Regions from separate parts of the Homo sapiens genome. Here region 2 is linked to region 1. A link is a loop called in an ENCODE intact Hi-C map of the cell type or tissue named here. Cell type or tissue: CD4-positive, alpha-beta T cell. All regions are shown on one strand. Links, peaks and the distances in the headings refer to the core of each region. The heading gives the core; the rest is flanking DNA. Region 1 overlaps ARIH1 (ariadne RBR E3 ubiquitin protein ligase 1). Region 2 holds the start of GRAMD2A (GRAM domain containing 2A).

Region 1 (8,331 bases), core at 62-8,061:
CCCAAAGTGCTGGGATTACAGGTGTGAGCTACCACGCCCAGCCTCTATGCTTATTCTTAAACTATCAGAGCTCAATCCTCCTATCCAGTCTTTTAATGCTTCCATTATACATTTGCAAGTCAACTAGCTATTGCTATAAGCCTGAGAGGGAGTAAAAATAAGCACACATATGAAAATGTATTAAAAAACACATTATAGGTTATATGTATCCATGTATGAAAATGTATATACACATAACGTTTACTTCTAAATGACCAAAACATTTCTGTTTTAACACTCACATATGGCAGTTTATGGGTATCGGATTGCAATTTCAAAATACTACAAAAGTCACAATTATTCTATACCTTATAGTTCTGACAAAGAACAAAAATCCAGGGTGCCAAAACCCTTCCAAGAACTGCCATTTCAACTCCCCCCAGCCACATTAACCTGTTAATGATGTAATTTTTTTCTACTTTTAGAAAATGTACATTTAAGGGAAAATGTCAAAGGAGCAAAGGAATATCTTAAATTCATTTAAATCATACGAATGAATAAGAACTGCCGTCACATTTATAAAAAGCAAAAGTAACATGAGGTATGAAGATGACTGTCTTAAAACAGCAATACGGAATAATAAGTCATAAAAAATACTAAAATAAATAGTTCTTTCTCTTCTGGGGAATGGGATTGGAACTGAGGGTTTGGAGCACTATTTTTCATTTATAACTCTTGGGAAACTATTGGACTTTTAAAAAATCATGATTGTGTTACTTTGATAAAAAATTAAATTTAAAAAAGGGTTCCTGAGGCAGAATGTAAGTTTTCAAACAAATTAAAAGATATTACTGCATCCTTTGTGGTTTTTAAAGTTATTCTTTCAAAAGAATGTAAGATGACTGGCATAACTACATACCTCTACTAGGTAAGTTCAGAATTCCAAAGAACAAAAACCATCTAAAGGAGTTAAGGATAGAAAACCTTTTTATCCTAAGGAAAGCTTTTAGCCCTCATGTTACAAACAACAACAACAACAACAACAACAACAAAAATGAGAACTCACACAAATCTGTAACAGCTTGCTATAAAAGACTTAGGTTTCTTAAGCTAATCTCTAAAAAAAAATGGGTATTCTATGTAGTTTTTATAGCTAAATATACATACTGCTCATATATTTTTCAGAAAAAGTAGAATACTTTTTGAGGCCATAAGATTTTTCTTATTAGCCTAATTTTTTTTAAAAAGGCATTATAATAAAATAAAACCTAAAAAAACAGCATTGTAATAAAATCTCCTAAGTTTGCTTACTGCTAAGCAAAAGAATGCTTGATAGAGCAGCTACTAATTAATACTACTTCCAAGTGGCAGCACAAAAATCTTACTGCATACTTTAACCTTTTTAGTTCTGAGCCAGGATGAAGGCAGGTGGATTAAGGAACTAACCACAGTGAAACAGATGTTAAGATAACTCTTTCTAGGCTCGAATTCGCAAAACCATAACAGAATTACAATAAACTATGCCATCTTCCAAAGGGATCCAATACCCATTTACTACAGAAAAACCTAAATACCCAAAAGCCAAGTGAACAGTAAATTGACCTCTTACATCCCCCCCATTCAGCTTTTACGATAAAAAATTTTGCTAATCAAAAAGCTTTTTTACATAATAAAATTTTATTGTTTCTCATGAGTTTTAAAGGTAGATGTAAAACTATGCAGGTAAATAAAATTTCAAAAGAAAAAAAAGGCTATGTGCAGTAGCTAGTGAGCCTGTATCCCAGCACTGTGGGAGGACAAGCTGGGAGGATCGCTCAAGCCCAGAGTTCGGAACCAGCCTGAACAATATAGCAAGACCCTATCTCTATTAGAAATAAAATTTAAAAGATAAAAATAAAAGTATGGAGGACATTTACAAAAGAAGTTAATGACTATTCTTTTTCTAACACAGAATGGAGAACATCTGTACAATACAGGCTTTAGAAGACACAGATGCTGGTTTTCACAGGGTGTTCCAGCCACACTACAAACACATGTGTCATCTTTACTGGTGGTTGTCTACGACTTCTGGCTTATGACTATTTCAGTTTTACCAAGATCATCAAACACATAAATTTGTAATTGGAGGTCCCTGGCATTTCAACAATTGGGCAGAATCCAAATGTTATAACTTATTTACAAATGTTCTCTGCCCCCGCCCCACCCCCGCACTCCCAGGAGAAGGTTCAAGATTGTATTACTTTTTCAAAAGAGACTACAGTCCCCAAAACGACAAGAACCATTATTTTTAAAAAACTATTTTTACTTCAAAGAAAACCAAGACAGTGGCTTTTTTTGTCCACCTCTTTCCAAATACGTGCATTAAAGGAAATCTACACCCTCTGCTTAATGGTCTTTTGCTCCTGCTATACATTTTTATCTAGAAAATAAAACACACTACTACTTGTGATTCATGCAACAGTGGATCTCATTCCAACTGAAGAGAAATATCGTTTCTTCAAGTATATAAAAAGAAATTGTCTTTTTATTGTTTTGATAACGATTTTTCAATATATCTAATGCAAGTCCTCAGGCTGTAAAAGTTGAAAGCCTATGAATCAAACAAGTATGTTTAAAATTCAGCTATGTTAAAACAAATTATCCATCAAAACACAAGGTAGTAATATAATTAAGTTCCATTTAACACAGTTCCCTCACCTATTCAGCAACTATATGTAGGAATTATGCTAGTTAGTTGTAATGTCAATTGTTTGGAAGGAAAGAGATGAATACCTGTTTGTAGTATGACATGCTACTTAGCATGCAAGAATGGGAGAAGAATCCTAGAGAAGTACAGAAAACTAACTTCAAGATGTTGAAACAAGTTGGTAAATGTGGTAAGAATACAGACAATAAGGCCGGGCGCGGTGGCTCACGCCTGTAATCCCAGCACTTTGGGAGGCCGAGGCGGGTGGATCACGAGGTCAGGAGTTCGAGACCATCCTGGCTAACACGGTGAAACCCCGTCTCTACTAAAAATACAAAAAATTAGCCGGGCGAGGTGGCGGGCGCCTGTAGTCCCAGCTACTCGGGAGGCTGAGGCAGGAGAATGGCATGAACCCCAGGGGGCGGAGCCTGCAGTGAGCCGAGATTGCGCCACTGCACTCCAGCCTGGGCGACAGCGAGACTCCGTCTCAAAAAAAAAAAGAATACAGACAATAAGAAGACATAGGAGGCATCGATTTGTGATGCACAGAATTGTACGTGATGGCTATGAGCACAACCCCAGAATGAAGTATTCTTGATACGCTCTGATTCTGTACAAAGCTACAGCTCTTAAGATTGAGGCCTGAATAGCAGAGGGCATCCCAAGGAATATACAGTTATAAGCAAAGACATACAGAATGGAGTGAATGTACACAAGGTTTTCAAACCCCAAATCCGGGGAGTATGGCTTTGATGTGGCAGAAACCACAAGGGTAGCAGAGGTTGCTCAAGTAAGTTAACACAATCTAAGTTAAATTTAGGATAGATTTAATATACTAGAGCCTAGGAGAGCAGTGAGAAAAGCTGTCTTGGCAAAATGTAAGTTTACTTGTAGGTACAAAGGAACTATTAATCCTACATGTCCAGGAAAAAAGATGGACCTTCCCTTTAAGACTGATCCTTTTCCTATGTCTGTGTATATGTGTTTTAAAATGATTTTTATTTTGCAATAACACAATCCTAGAGAAGTACATAAACATGCAGCTTACAAACTGTTATAAAACAAACACCAGTATATAAATACCACCCAGGACAAGAAACAGAAGACTGCTAGTACTCTACAAGCCCCCCTAAACGTATGATCACTACCCTGTTTTTTTTTTTAATAATTACACCTAAATATGCATCCTTAAACAATGTAAACTTAGTTTCAACTGTTTTAATCACTGCCCTTTTTAAATAGCTACACCACCTAAACACACATCCTTAAACAATATAAACTTAGTTTCAACTGTTTTTATATTTTATGTAAGTAGAACCATATAGTAGATAGGTATTACTTGGGGTCCTTTTCTTTTCACTATGTTTTTAAGATTTATCTATGCTGTGGCTTGTAGCTTTTGCTCATTTATTTTGCACTGCTGAATAGTTACTATGTCAATATACCATAATTATCTATCTAGTGTAATAGTGATAAACATCTGGGTTGTTTATAGGTTGAAGTATGAATAAATACTGCTAGGAACATGCTTATATATGACTTTTTCTTTTTTTGAGACAGGGTCTCACTCTGTCGCCCAGGTTGTAGTGCAGTGGCATAAAAATGGCTCACAGCAGCCTTGACCTCCTAGGCTCCAGCAATCCTCCCACCTCAGCCTCCTGAGTAGCTGGGACTACAAGCAGATGCCACCATGCATAGCTAATTGTTTAATTTTCTGTAAATACGGGGTCTCACTATGTTGCCCAAGCTGATCTGTAACTCCTGGCCTCAAGCGATTCTCCCATGTTGCTGAGTCCACAGGCATGAGCCACCACCAGTTTTATATATGACTTTCAATGTAGATGTGCACGTATTTCTTTCTATTGGATATATACCTGAGAGCGGAATTATTGGGTCAAAGAAAAAAGAAATTTTTCATATTTCTTTCTAAAGACATTTATTCTAACAATTTACCTCCAGATTCTGATTTTTCCACATGTACAATCACATTGTTTGTGAATACACAATCACATTGTCAGTGAATATTAACAGCCAGGGGCCGGGCCCACGGGCTCACGCCTATAATCCCAGCACTTCTGAAGACAGGTGGATTCCTTGAGCTCAGGAGTTCAAGACCAGCCTGGCCAACATGGTGAAACCCCATCTCTACTAAAAATACAAAAATCAGCTGTGCTTGGGGGCATGGTCCTGTAGTCCCAGCTACTTGGGAGGCTGAGACAGGAGAATTGCTTGAACCTGGCAGGTAGGGGGCTGCAGTGAGCCATGATCTCACCACTGCACCCCAGCCTGGGAGACAGAGCAAGACCCCATCTCAAAAAAAAGAAAACCCCCAAAAACACAGGCATTTCTCTTACAACACTGTATTTTGTTTTCATTTTTTGATGTTCTACTGGCTAGAATCATTTCTAGTATAATGCTGAATTGAACTGGAGATACGATATCCACATCTTGAACTCCCATCTAAAAGGGAAATCTTTTTTAACATTTCAGTGGATAAACTATGATATCTCCTACAAATGTTTCTGTAAGATTTATAAGGTTAACAAAGTTCTAGATTGCTAATAGCTTCTTTTTAAAATCATGAAGCAAAGGCTCCTTGGCATCTCTGAAATGTTTTTCTCATCAATTTGTTCAAGTGACCAATCATGCTGAATTGTTTCAGGTTAAACCAACCTAGCATTCCCAGGATTCACCTCAGGTGGCCATGCTGGGTTACCCTCCTTTTTATATATGTATTGCTGAATTCAATTTGCTAATATTCTGAGGTGTTTCTGTTGTTCCAGTTTTTGTTTTGTGTGCGTGCGTGTGTGTATGTATGGTTTTTTTGTATCTATGTACATAAGACAAACTGGTGTATCATCTTTCCTTGGGTTTTGGTATAAAGGTTATGATATCTTTATGAAGGCAGAAGATCCTATTTTTCTGTTCTTTAGAATAAGGTTGAAGTTACTGTCATATTAAATGTTATGGTAGAACTTTCCAGTATAACCATTTGAATTTCAACTTTTCTTTATAAGAACATTTTAAATTATGGATTTCATTTCTTTATACTTAATAAGGATACAGGTTTACTATTTCTTATGTCAGTTTTGGGAAATTGCCTATTTCTAGGAATCTACCCATTTCGTCTATCAAGTTTGAATAGTTGTCCATAATTTTAAGAGTTTTTTTTTAAACCATCCACAAGATCCTAGTGATACTCTGTTTTCATTCCTAATACTGGTTATTTAGGATCTCTCTTTTTCCTAACCTCATCAAAGTGTCAACGTTATCAGTCTTAAAAAAAAAAAAAAATCTTACGGCTTCTTGATCCCTTCTACTGCATGTTTTCTATTTTATTATATTCTGTTCTTTATTTCTTTCCTTGTATTTTCCCTATATTTATTTTGTTGTTCTTTTCCTAACTTGAGACCTCTAAGCTTATTACTTGAGACTTTTAAGATGAATGCTTAGCTCATTATGCATTTAAGGTTATAAATTCCAAAGTACAACATTCTGCAAGATTTTTCCCTTTAACAGACAAATAGTTGCTTAAATAACAATTATGAGTATTTGAAACTTCAATCAACACTGGCAGAACAAAATGTTGGTTGGCTTTAAAAAGATACAAAAGCTAGGTACAACATAAAACCATTTATATTAATTAAAACATACTGTTTATGAATATATTTTCCATGAACATAGTATTCTAGGTAAGGTTTATTTTCTTTCAAAAGACTGAGGTATCATCTTACTATCACTTTCACTGTTGCTGTTGAGCTGTGCTCTAGAATATTATTATACCTATACTTTCACTCTTTTGAAAGCAGCCTTTCTTGTATCTCATTGATTTAGATTTTTTATTTTTGCTGATTTTGTAGTTTTACTAAGATGTTTTTAAATGTGGATTTCTGGTCAGGCCCAGTGGCTCACCCCTATAATACCAGCACTTTGGGAGGCTGAGGCAGGCACATCACCTGAGGTCAGGAGTTCGAGACCAGCCTGGCCAACGTGGCGAAACCCCATCTCTACTAAAAATACTAAAGTTAACCAGGCCTAGTGGCTCGTGCCTGTAATTCCAGGTACTCAGAAAGCTGAGGCCCTAGAATGCCTTGAACCCGGGAGGTGCAAGCTGCACTGAGCTGAGACTGTGCCACTGCACTCCAGCCTGGACAACAGAATGAAACTGTGTTTCAATAAATAAATAAATAAATAAATAAATAAAAATGTGGATTTCTTTTTACCATATTTCATAAAATCTAAAATGCTTTCGTGCTGAAATTTCATGATCTTAACAGAAGTTGACATGGAAAATTTTTCACGAGTCAAAATTTCAATCTTTTTGGACTGTAAGGTGTCAATAATTGAAAGATGCATCCAGATTTCAGATGTTAAAATGTGAAAAACTGTGTATCTTAGGATCAGTGAAACAAGTAGCTATCACACATGGGAACTGTTATGTTTCTTCAATCTATGACATTTGGGTCTTTTACCAATCTGCAAAATTCTCAGTCATTTTTATCTTAAAATACTGCCTCTGCCACATTCTCTCCTCTCTTTCTAAAACTCAATGAGACCTTCTCATTATATCCTCTGTATTTCTTAATCTCTTCTGTATTTTCCATCTTTTAATGGATATACTTAATTCTGGATCATTGTTTGATTTTCAAATACACTAAACTCTCTTCAGCTTTGTCCAGTCTGCTGTTAAACTATGTCACAAAGTTAATTTTGCTTATTTTGTTTAGTTATAAAAATTCTGATTTTTTTCCAAATCTGAATGACAGCTCCCTGGTGATAGCATACTCATTTTGGTCTAGGTCTGACAATTCCAGTATCTTAAGTTCCAGGTTGTTATGTTTTAATTAGAAAAATAATTTGAGAAAATAGTTTAAGGTCTTAAATAATGTTATTTCCCTAGAGAAGATTTACGTTTGTTTCTGTTATATACGGGGGCTATCTTAACCCAAGTTCAAGGTTTAAGGTTTTCTGGACTACCCAAAAGACATGAAGATCATCTTCAGTCTTTAAGGAGCTAGTGTATTCAATTTTCGCTCTTAGTAGACCTAATATTCCAACTTCCCCCTCTACTAACAAAGGGCAAACAAAACTCACAGCTAAGTCTCTTAGCTACCTCTTCTGGATCAACATACACTGCTAGAGCAACAAGGACTGGAAGCTTGTTTCTCTAAATTTCCCTTGATTCCCAAACTCTCAACCTTGAACCTCTATTTCCTATCTTACTAATTATTTGATAATCTTACTTTTCAAACATGTTTCAGTATTTCACCTAGCCTCTTCTAGTGTATTTAGTGAAAGGAACGGTCAAAATTACCAGAAGTTTCCCAGAGTCTCCTATATTTTGTCTCAGTTAAAACTAATTTTACTTCTCTTTCCATCTACCCTCTGCTATCAATTTAGCTGTCACTATTGTAAGTCAGGACAATATTTTCCTTTTACCTGGATAGTTAAAACAGCTCATTTATTACTAGATTTTTTTCTGAAATAATGCTTTTCCATCACTATTTCTCCATAAAACAACGTTCAAGGGCTTCCCAATAAAGACAGAAAAATTCCAAATTCACTTACTTAAAATTCAAGGCCCTTATAACGTGCATTAAACATTTCCAACCATTTCCCCTCTATTCTTCGCATACTCCAGACATTCAATCTCATAATTGTTCAAC
Region 2 (8,331 bases), core at 329-8,328, 330 kb after region 1:
CTTGCTTTGGCTTTGATCCCAGCTTTCCAGCGCTGCTCAATCTGTTGCCATGGCAGGCCATTGGAAAGGCTCAGTGCATCCCCGTGCCTGAAGCCAAGTGAGCGCTCACTCCATGCATGCATGGAGGCTGGGCAGGAGCCTGCCTAATCAACCAGCCATGTGAGGAGGGAGGGCCTGTTCCTTCCTGTAAGCTATGTCATGAGGCAGCGTGGTCAAGTCCTCTGCCAGGGAGTGGCCTGGGCCCAGCCTGGGCATGTTTTCATGCCAGGGTGCTAGAGCCTACTGCCAGATTGTCTCCCTCCACCCCCAATGAAAAAATCCTTCCAGAAGGGAAGAGCCAATTTCCCCTGTATTGGAGGGGAAGTGGCAGCACCTCCTGAAGCAGTTGGACTTTCATCACCCTACCTCTGCATCTGCCTGAAGGACAGATTTAGCCAATTAACCTAAGGTTACCTTCCTCTCTGATAAATTCCCCATTCTGTCTTCCCATGTGTTGTGTCTCGTTTTTTTCCTCCTCCTTCCCTCTTCCTTGCCCCCTCTTCCCCTAAACCTTACAGATAGCTCGTGAGGCTGAGGCAGCCATGTTCCACCGCAAGCTGTTTGAAGAACTTGTGCGAGCCTCAAGTCACTCCACAGACCTCATGGAAGCCATGGCCATGGGCAGCGTGGAGGCTTCTTATAAGTGTTTAGCAGCAGCTTTGATAGTTCTGACGGAGTCTGGCAGGTAGGGCCCTAAGGGCAGGTAACACTGTTAGGATAACCAGCCTCTTGCTCCACCTGCTCTAGGAGAAGACAGCCAGGCCCAACCTGGCATCTGGGCACAGAGCCTCTTCTCGTCTGTAGGAACACCGCCAGGGAGGTCATGGCAGGGCAGGACCAAAGGGTCCTGTGGCTCAGTAGGCACAGTAGATGTCACAGGCACTTGGTGAAGGACTGGTTTCTGTGGAGTCTTGATCTTGGCTCAGCTCAGAATCTCCAGTGATTGGGCTCCTCTTGGCCTTTGTTCCCAGGAACATGTTCCTCACCAGCTGTCCGGTGACTCTTCCCCTCCCTCTCCTTTTGTGACAAAGCTCTGACAAAGCTCTGTCCCCCTCTCGTCCCTCTGGACGGATGTTGCTCCCCTAGATTGCCCGTGAGGCAGAGGCTGCCATCTACCACTTGCAATTATTTGAGGAACTCCGCCGCCTGGCGCCCATTACCAGCGACCCCACAGAAGCCACCGCCGTGGGTGCCGTGGAGGCCTCCTTCAAGTGCTGCAGTGGGGCCATAATCGTCCTCACCAAGTCTGGCAGGTAGGAGGCGGCAGCGGCTCCCTGGAATGCCCTGCTCAGTGGTACCTCACCTTGGGGGTCCTGGGAGCAGTCCATTGAACAATGCTCAGGTGGCACTGAGCCAAGGTAAGACCCCTCTGCCTGCCACCTTGGGCCTGCAGGGAAGGATTGAGCAGAGCCCCTTCCCTGGGCCCAAAGGACTCTAGGTAGCACTCATAAGGAATGTCAGAACATTTGGATCAAAAGCAAATTTATGCTGGAGATTTATTACATAACAGTGCACAGGCTGACTACAAATGGTTATTTGATATTGAAAATTTAGTCCTCTAAAATTGTAAAAGATAACCACTTTTGCTTATTCCAGTTACTATGTGCTCTTTAAAAATTTCAGTTGGGAAATGAATTTATTTAAATGCTGTTTACTGTGCCTCCATTTGGCACACTAGTCCCTGCTGTTTTTGAGCCCTAAAGACAAATTGGGTTCCAGCTCAGGAGAGGTTGCTGTGCTATCTTGGCTGACATTCTGTGGGGCCTGGCAGCCAGGCTGAGGACTGTGTGGCCTATGCTGGGCCTCCAACTTGGGATCCCTTCCTTGGCCCAGGACATTGAGTTAATGTCCTTCACTCTCCTAGTTAGGGAGTATGCTCCTTGTCCCTGTCCACAGGGCAGCAAGGGTTTCCTGGAAGAGGGGAGCAAACAGGCAGTGCCCATGCACTGAGGAGCAGCAGATGGGCGTGGGCAGCCCAGAGAACCAGGACACAAGCTCTGTGCAGATGCCCTCAGCAGAGGGCTCCAGCCTCCCACTCTTGGCTGAACAGCTCCAACCCGTAGGGTTGACCTTTCTTAAAAGGTCCAGTTCTTGCTGTTTGGCTATTTTAAGCTCTAGTCTTCTGGGGTTTCACTCAGCTGGTCCTGGCTTCAGCAATTGCTTCCCTCTGAAGGCCTTGCATAGAGGCCAAGCGTGAAGTGCAGGGACTTCTCTGCTGTGATGTGGCTTAAGTTTCCCTGACACCTGTTGAGTGTCCTCATAACTTCCCTTCTGGTGCCCCTCCCCAGCTCCTGAGACACAGCTGCAGCTACAAGTGTGCAGTGTCAGTGTTCAAGAAAGTGCCTGGCAGAGGGGCTTTAGAAGGGTCCCCTGCCTTCCAAAGGAGCTTTGGCAGGCAGAGCTGCTCCTGCAGCAACACTCCCATTTCCTGTTCTTGCCTGCTGAGTAGCACCTAGATTTCTAAGCCTCATCTAGATACTCAGATTTGATTCTGGGCCTTTATAGCCCAGTTGCTGGGACTGTTTCAGGAGCTAGGGGCCATGTGGGGCAGGGAGAGGGCACAAAAGTAGAGAAGCCTGATGTTGATTCCCAGGGGGCTGGTCAGCTCTGCTACTGCTCCTTGCAGATGTCAAGAGTCAGGTGCTAGTCACGTGCTGCTTGGCTTGTCACTGTCATTGGCAGCGAGAGGAATGGGTGCTGGTGACATTGGGCCAGGGCTGCCTCTCTGTGTCAGAGTTCAGGGTGTAGGAGGGGTTCTGCCAACCATGGGCTGTGTGGGGTAAGTGGGTGAGGCTGATCTTGCTGGGTCAAGGTGATCCTGAGCCCTTGGCCTGTGGAATGGGGGTAGAGGGCAAATGGTAACCTAGCATGCTGTGGGGGATATAGGATGAGGGGCTGCCCGAGCCTCGGGAGGGGTCCTAGGGAGCAGATGTTGAAGAGGCCAGAGCCCTCAGTGAGCTGGATGAGAGGGTGAGCTGTTTGAACGCCCTGAGGGTACTTCCTGGGGCCTCGTGTAATGGTCTCTTCTGTATGTCCCCCATCCCATCTCAGGTCTGCTCACCAGGTGGCCAGATACCGCCCACGTGCCCCCATCATTGCTGTGACCCGGAATCCCCAGACAGCTCGTCAGGCCCACCTGTACCGTGGCATCTTCCCTGTGCTGTGCAAGGACCCAGTCCAGGAGGCCTGGGCTGAGGACGTGGACCTCCGGGTGAACTTTGCCATGAATGTTGGTACGTGGCTGGAGCAGGGGCTAGAGCCTAGAGGAGCTTGGGGATGCTTGAGCATTGGCTTCTGTGGGACCCCGAAAGTTTGGGGAATAGAAAGGGGAACACACAGACCTTAGTGGGGCAAAAGGCCCAGCGACTGTTCCTCTCCCTTATTGGGAATGTTCATTCTGAATCTCTCATTCTCCGAAGTCCTAAGCTGAGCCAGGAGGGAAAAGGGTCCTTTGAGTTGTAGGGCTGAGCAATTCAGTTCCTCTTCTCTTCTAGTCTGGGGCTCAAAGCAAAATTGTCCATTTTTTGGCATCTGCTCATTACTGAGAGTTTTTTTTGTTTTTTGTTTTTTTTTTAAATAAAATTGGCCACAGCTCCTGTGCTGTGGGGTGGCATACACAGATTACGTACTGATGTGGCCATTGTCCCTGTATAAGGTAGGGTATCATCAGATGACAGGAAGCAGCTAGCTCTGACCCTGGGCAAGGCTTTGCACCCTCTCCAGGATAGTGAATGATGTCCAAAGGTCCCTGCCAACCCTGCCATCTGAGTGATAAGGACATTTCAGGGCCTTCCTCCTGTTTGCCTGGGCTGTGAGTTTGGTGCCACCTTGTGGTGTGAGGAAGTAGTGGTCAGCCAGCCTAGTTCAGTACTCAGGCTATGGGGCAGCTGCCCAGGTGCAAACCTGCCTGGCTTGGCTTTTACTCACCAACCTCCCTTCTCTTCCTCCAGGCAAGGCCCGAGGCTTCTTCAAGAAGGGAGATGTGGTCATTGTGCTGACCGGATGGCGCCCTGGCTCCGGCTTCACCAACACCATGCGTGTTGTTCCTGTGCCGTGATGGACCCCAGAGCCCCTCCTCCAGCCCCTGTCCCACCCCCTTCCCCCAGCCCATCCATTAGGCCAGCAACGCTTGTAGAACTCACTCTGGGCTGTAACGTGGCACTGGTAGGTTGGGACACCAGGGAAGAAGATCAACGCCTCACTGAAACATGGCTGTGTTTGCAGCCTGCTCTAGTGGGACAGCCCAGAGCCTGGCTGCCCATCATGTGGCCCCACCCAATCAAGGGAAGAAGGAGGAATGCTGGACTGGAGGCCCCTGGAGCCAGATGGCAAGAGGGTGACAGCTTCCTTTCCTGTGTGTACTCTGTCCAGTTCCTTTAGAAAAAATGGATGCCCAGAGGACTCCCAACCCTGGCTTGGGGTCAAGAAACAGCCAGCAAGAGTTAGGGGCCTTAGGGCACTGGGCTGTTGTTCCATTGAAGCCGACTCTGGCCCTGGCCCTTACTTGCTTCTCTAGCTCTCTAGGCCTCTCCAGTTTGCACCTGTCCCCACCCTCCACTCAGCTGTCCTGCAGCAAACACTCCACCCTCCACCTTCCATTTTCCCCCACTACTGCAGCACCTCCAGGCCTGTTGCTATAGAGCCTACCTGTATGTCAATAAACAACAGCTGAAGCACCTGTTTCCTCTCTTTTCTGCTGGGGAGGGGGAGGTGGTTGAACCCTGCCCTCTGAGCAGGCTGGGAATGGCTGCAGCCTCGTGCCCCGCAGTGGGAGCTATGGTGGTGTCACCTGCCATCCTGCCCACCTCCTGGTGCAGAGGCGCTGGGAAAGCAGTAGCTTACTATCTTAGGGTTACAGGTTGCCCCCTTCAGTGCTGCGGGGAGACTTTAATGGCTTACGTGAACCGAAGATGGGAAAGAGCAGGGACAAGGCCTCCCTCCCACTCTGGTAGATAAACCCAAATTGCAAAGTGGCCTTGGCCATGGTTCTTCCACTTTGGTCTTCCTGCATTAGCGTATCCCTTATGGGGGCTGTAGGAGGAGTCAGCTCTGGGCGCCTGAGACTGGGTTTGGCTCCCAGGTCCTCAGTTGTGGACCTAGGCTCCCCTTGGGACCCCTCCTGTTTGCTGGTGCCCTCCCACCATGATGCTGTAGTGCCAAAGGGCTGGGGGAGAGAGTTGGGAATGGGACCAAATCTGGCCTGCGCTTTTCCTCTCCCCTGACCACACTCCCAAGGACCAAGTGTCCTGGTGGGGATGGAAGAGGAAAGGGCCTGCAGGCCAGGCAAAAGCTCATTGTCACACTGAGCGCACGTGCCTCTGCTTCCCTGCCTTTGATTTGTGTCCACCTTCAGCCCCTTTGCAGACTCCTCCAAAAGTGTATTTCCTTGGAGAAACTGCAATGTTAACTCCGGCAAAAGTGCGTGGGAGCATCCTGGCTCCCGGGTTCGTGGTGGTGACTTGGCTGTCAGACCATGGTGTTCAATATCCCCTTTGGTGTTCCCCACTGACGGTAAAATTGAAACTTATCCGGAGCTCTATGTTGGGAAGGGTTAGGTTGGAGAGGGGCCGGAATTGGTTCCTGCAGAGGGACCCAAGCCGCAAGACTAGGACGACAGAAGCGTCCAGAGGGGACACAATACCCTCGACGTGAGGGACAGGAGGTGCCGCGCCAGGCCCTGGCCTCCGGGACCTCCCAGTCCGGGGAACCGAGCGCTAGGATCTGCTCAGAGCTTGGAGCCCCACCTGGGGAAGGTGGGGAAGGAGAGAAGCTGGGGAAGCTGGGGAATGAGGGGGAGGAACGGCCAATGGGCTGTGCCCGGCCCGCGCGACCCGCCAATGGGCGGGCGGGCGGGGCGGGCTCTCGACGGGGCGGGCGGGGTCCGGCGGGCGCTGGGTCCCGGCGCGCGGTCGGGGCGCTGGGTGCAGGCGCCGGGATGACCGCTTTAAGCCGGAGCGAGGCCACCGAGGAGGGCGGGTAAGGGGTTGCGGCCCGGGGGCCGGTCTCGGGGGTTCCGGAGGCCGCCGCGAGGGGCTGCTGCCGCGCGGGGCAGGACGGCTCCTGGGGCCGCGGCAACTCGGCGCGTTCTGCCCACGGGGCAGGCACTTCCCGGCCGCCGGAATGCGGGCTCCGGGCCAGAGCTGCACCGCGCGCCCAGGCGTCTCCCGGGGCCCGCGAGGTGTTCGCACTAGGACCGGGTGTCTTGGCTGAGTCTGCTGCGACCTGGGGGATGAGGGACGGTCCCGGCAGCATCGGGGCAAGGAAGGGCACCCTCCTCGGGACGCCCCGCATGGCCCATCTCCGCCTCGCCACTCTGTTCATCCTTTCATTTATTCATTCATCATTCGTTGCCCGCGGTATCGACTCCCAGTCCTAATTGCCCCCGACCCAAAGGTTGGATTTCCCTGCGTCCCCTGGAGGGCCAGACTGTTTCCTCTCGCCGCCGAATCCGTATTGTAGCGGCCCGCGGCTGCGGGGAGGCAGCTCGGAGCTGTCTCAGCACGACGCGGCCTCCCCCGGGCGCCAGGCCCATCCCGGTCGGGCGGGCTGGGGCCGGTCTCCCGGCCTCGAGACCTGGTCCAAAGTCGCCCTGGGAGAAAGGGATAAGGAGGCAGGGCAGACAGGAGCTGGCGCTGCACGTAACATCCAGAATTGTGGTTTCTGCTGCTTGAGGTCTTAGGGTCCTGGGAGTGACATTGTTTGGGGGAACCTGTCAATTCCTGCCCCGGTCCAGGTTCCAAGCCGCACAGCCTAAGGTCGGGTACAGCCTGGCATCCTCGGCCAGCTAGCACTGGGGCAGGTAGGATGAATGTGTGAGCCTTGTGTCCAAATCAGCCCGAGACACACAGGGATGTGGACCCCAGCGGGACTCCCTCTGCCTTATACTCAGAGGGACTGGTGGGGCTCCACCCCGCTGTCGTCTGTGTCTCTGCTCTGCTTGCCGCCCCACTCACTATGCTTGATTGTTTAAAGGTGCCCCTCCTTGCAGGGGCCAGGCTCCTAGGGAACGAGAGAGGGTACCCTCGCAACCTGATGTCTTCACCCCATGTCCACCTGTAGCCGGCTCTAAAGTCTGGCTCCTTTCAGAGCAAAGACTTATGGCCTTGCTGGGAGAGGTAGAATAGAGGGTGTCTATCCCATTCTTCAGTGAGGAGTCAGTATGCCCCTCCTTCTTTTTTCTTTTTTTTTTTTCTGAGACAGTTTCACTCTGTCACCCAGGCTGGAGTGCCGTGGTGGGATCTTGGCTCACTGCAACCTCTGCCTCCCAGGTTCAAGTGATCCTCCTGCCTCAGCCTCCCGAGTAGCTGGGATTACAGGTGCCCACCACCACGCCCAGCTAATTTTTGTATTTTTAGTAGAGATGGGGTTTCACCATGTTGGCCAGGCTGGTCTTGAACTCCTGACCTCAGGTGATCCACCCACCTCAGCCTCCCAAAGTGCTAGCATTACAGGGACTACAGGTGTGAGCCACGTGCCTGGCCCCCTCCATAGTCTTCTGATCAGGCTGGCTGGAGACCATGCTGCAGACACTCTTAGGTTTAAGTTTTAGTTTGACAGGCATTGAGGTAGCCTCAGTGGGCACCTCTGGGACAAATGGGCAGGTCCAGAGGGGAAAGCTGACAGAGGCCCCATCGAGCTTCCAGGAGAGTTTAGGCTGGGGCCAAATAGAAGTTCTCCTTCCCAACTTCCCCTTGGGAGAATTTTCTGAATAGCCTGAAGAGGGTAGCTCAAGCTCCATCTGTGCCTTGATGTTGCTGGCTGCTTTCAAATTTCTTTCTTTTTTTTTGAGACGGAGTTTTGCTCTTGTTACCCAGGCTGGAGTGCAATGGCGTGATCTCGGCTCACTGCAGTCTCCGCCTCCTGGGTTCAAGTGATTCTCCTGCCTCAGCCTCCCGAGTAGGTGGGATTACAGGCATGCGCCACCACACCCGGCTAATTTTGTATTTTTTAGTAGAGACGGGGTTTCTCCATGTTGGTCAGGCTGGTCTCCAACTCTCGACCTCAGGTGAGCTGCTCACCTCAGCCTCTCAAAGTGCTGGGATTACAGGTGTGAGCCACTGCACCTGGCCTCAAATTTCTAAATTTAGCAAGGCCCCAAAGCTTTGGCACAGACCAGAGAGACTTGTATGCTAATTCATCCACCTAGGGTGCTCCCGTGACCCCCTGAGGTTGAGGTCGGCAGTACCCAAGGTGGGTTGCTGCCAGCTGGCCTCTTGGAAGCTCTCCCATGAGCTGCTGCGCTGTTAGTGCCTCCTGGGTGGCTCCACCCCGCCCCTAACCTGCTTAGGTTCG

The links. Hi-C counts contacts between places; a loop is a spot of excess contacts. Peaks named below come from ENCODE experiments on the same cell type or tissue, not always from the same donor. Only the 100,000 strongest peaks of a DNase experiment are listed, where the experiment ranks them.
Region 2: it touches region 1 in a loop (2.7-fold over the local background); 6 of 110 quality-filtered maps call a loop at or near these places.

Annotation. Positions count from the first base shown.
Region 1 is chr15:72,529,794-72,538,124 of GRCh38, reverse strand. The region is part of intron 2 of ARIH1 (ariadne RBR E3 ubiquitin protein ligase 1); the gene reads right to left. Among named protein-coding and RNA genes, the nearest start is that of MIR630, 53 kb to the left of the region's middle. RefSeq lists a silencer at 4,831-4,880. In CD4-positive, alpha-beta T cell, for the core only: CTCF peaks have their summits at 4,745 and 4,944; DNase peaks (open chromatin) are centred at 3,414 and 4,914.
Region 2 is chr15:72,195,415-72,203,745 of GRCh38, reverse strand. It overlaps GRAMD2A (GRAM domain containing 2A), which reads left to right and starts at 5,959. Exons shown (of 12, transcript NM_001012642.3): 1 at 5,959-6,015. The coding sequence starts at 5,975. PKM (pyruvate kinase M1/2) reads left to right here. Exons shown (of 11, transcript NM_002654.6): 9 at 1,126-1,292; 10 at 3,091-3,272; 11 at 3,990-4,717. The coding sequence ends at 4,096. RefSeq lists a silencer at 5,812-6,231 and an enhancer at 6,342-6,521. In CD4-positive, alpha-beta T cell, for the core only: CTCF peaks have their summits at 3,656 and 3,866 (motif pointing left); a DNase peak (open chromatin) is centred at 3,855; H3K27me3 peaks cover 1,334 bases.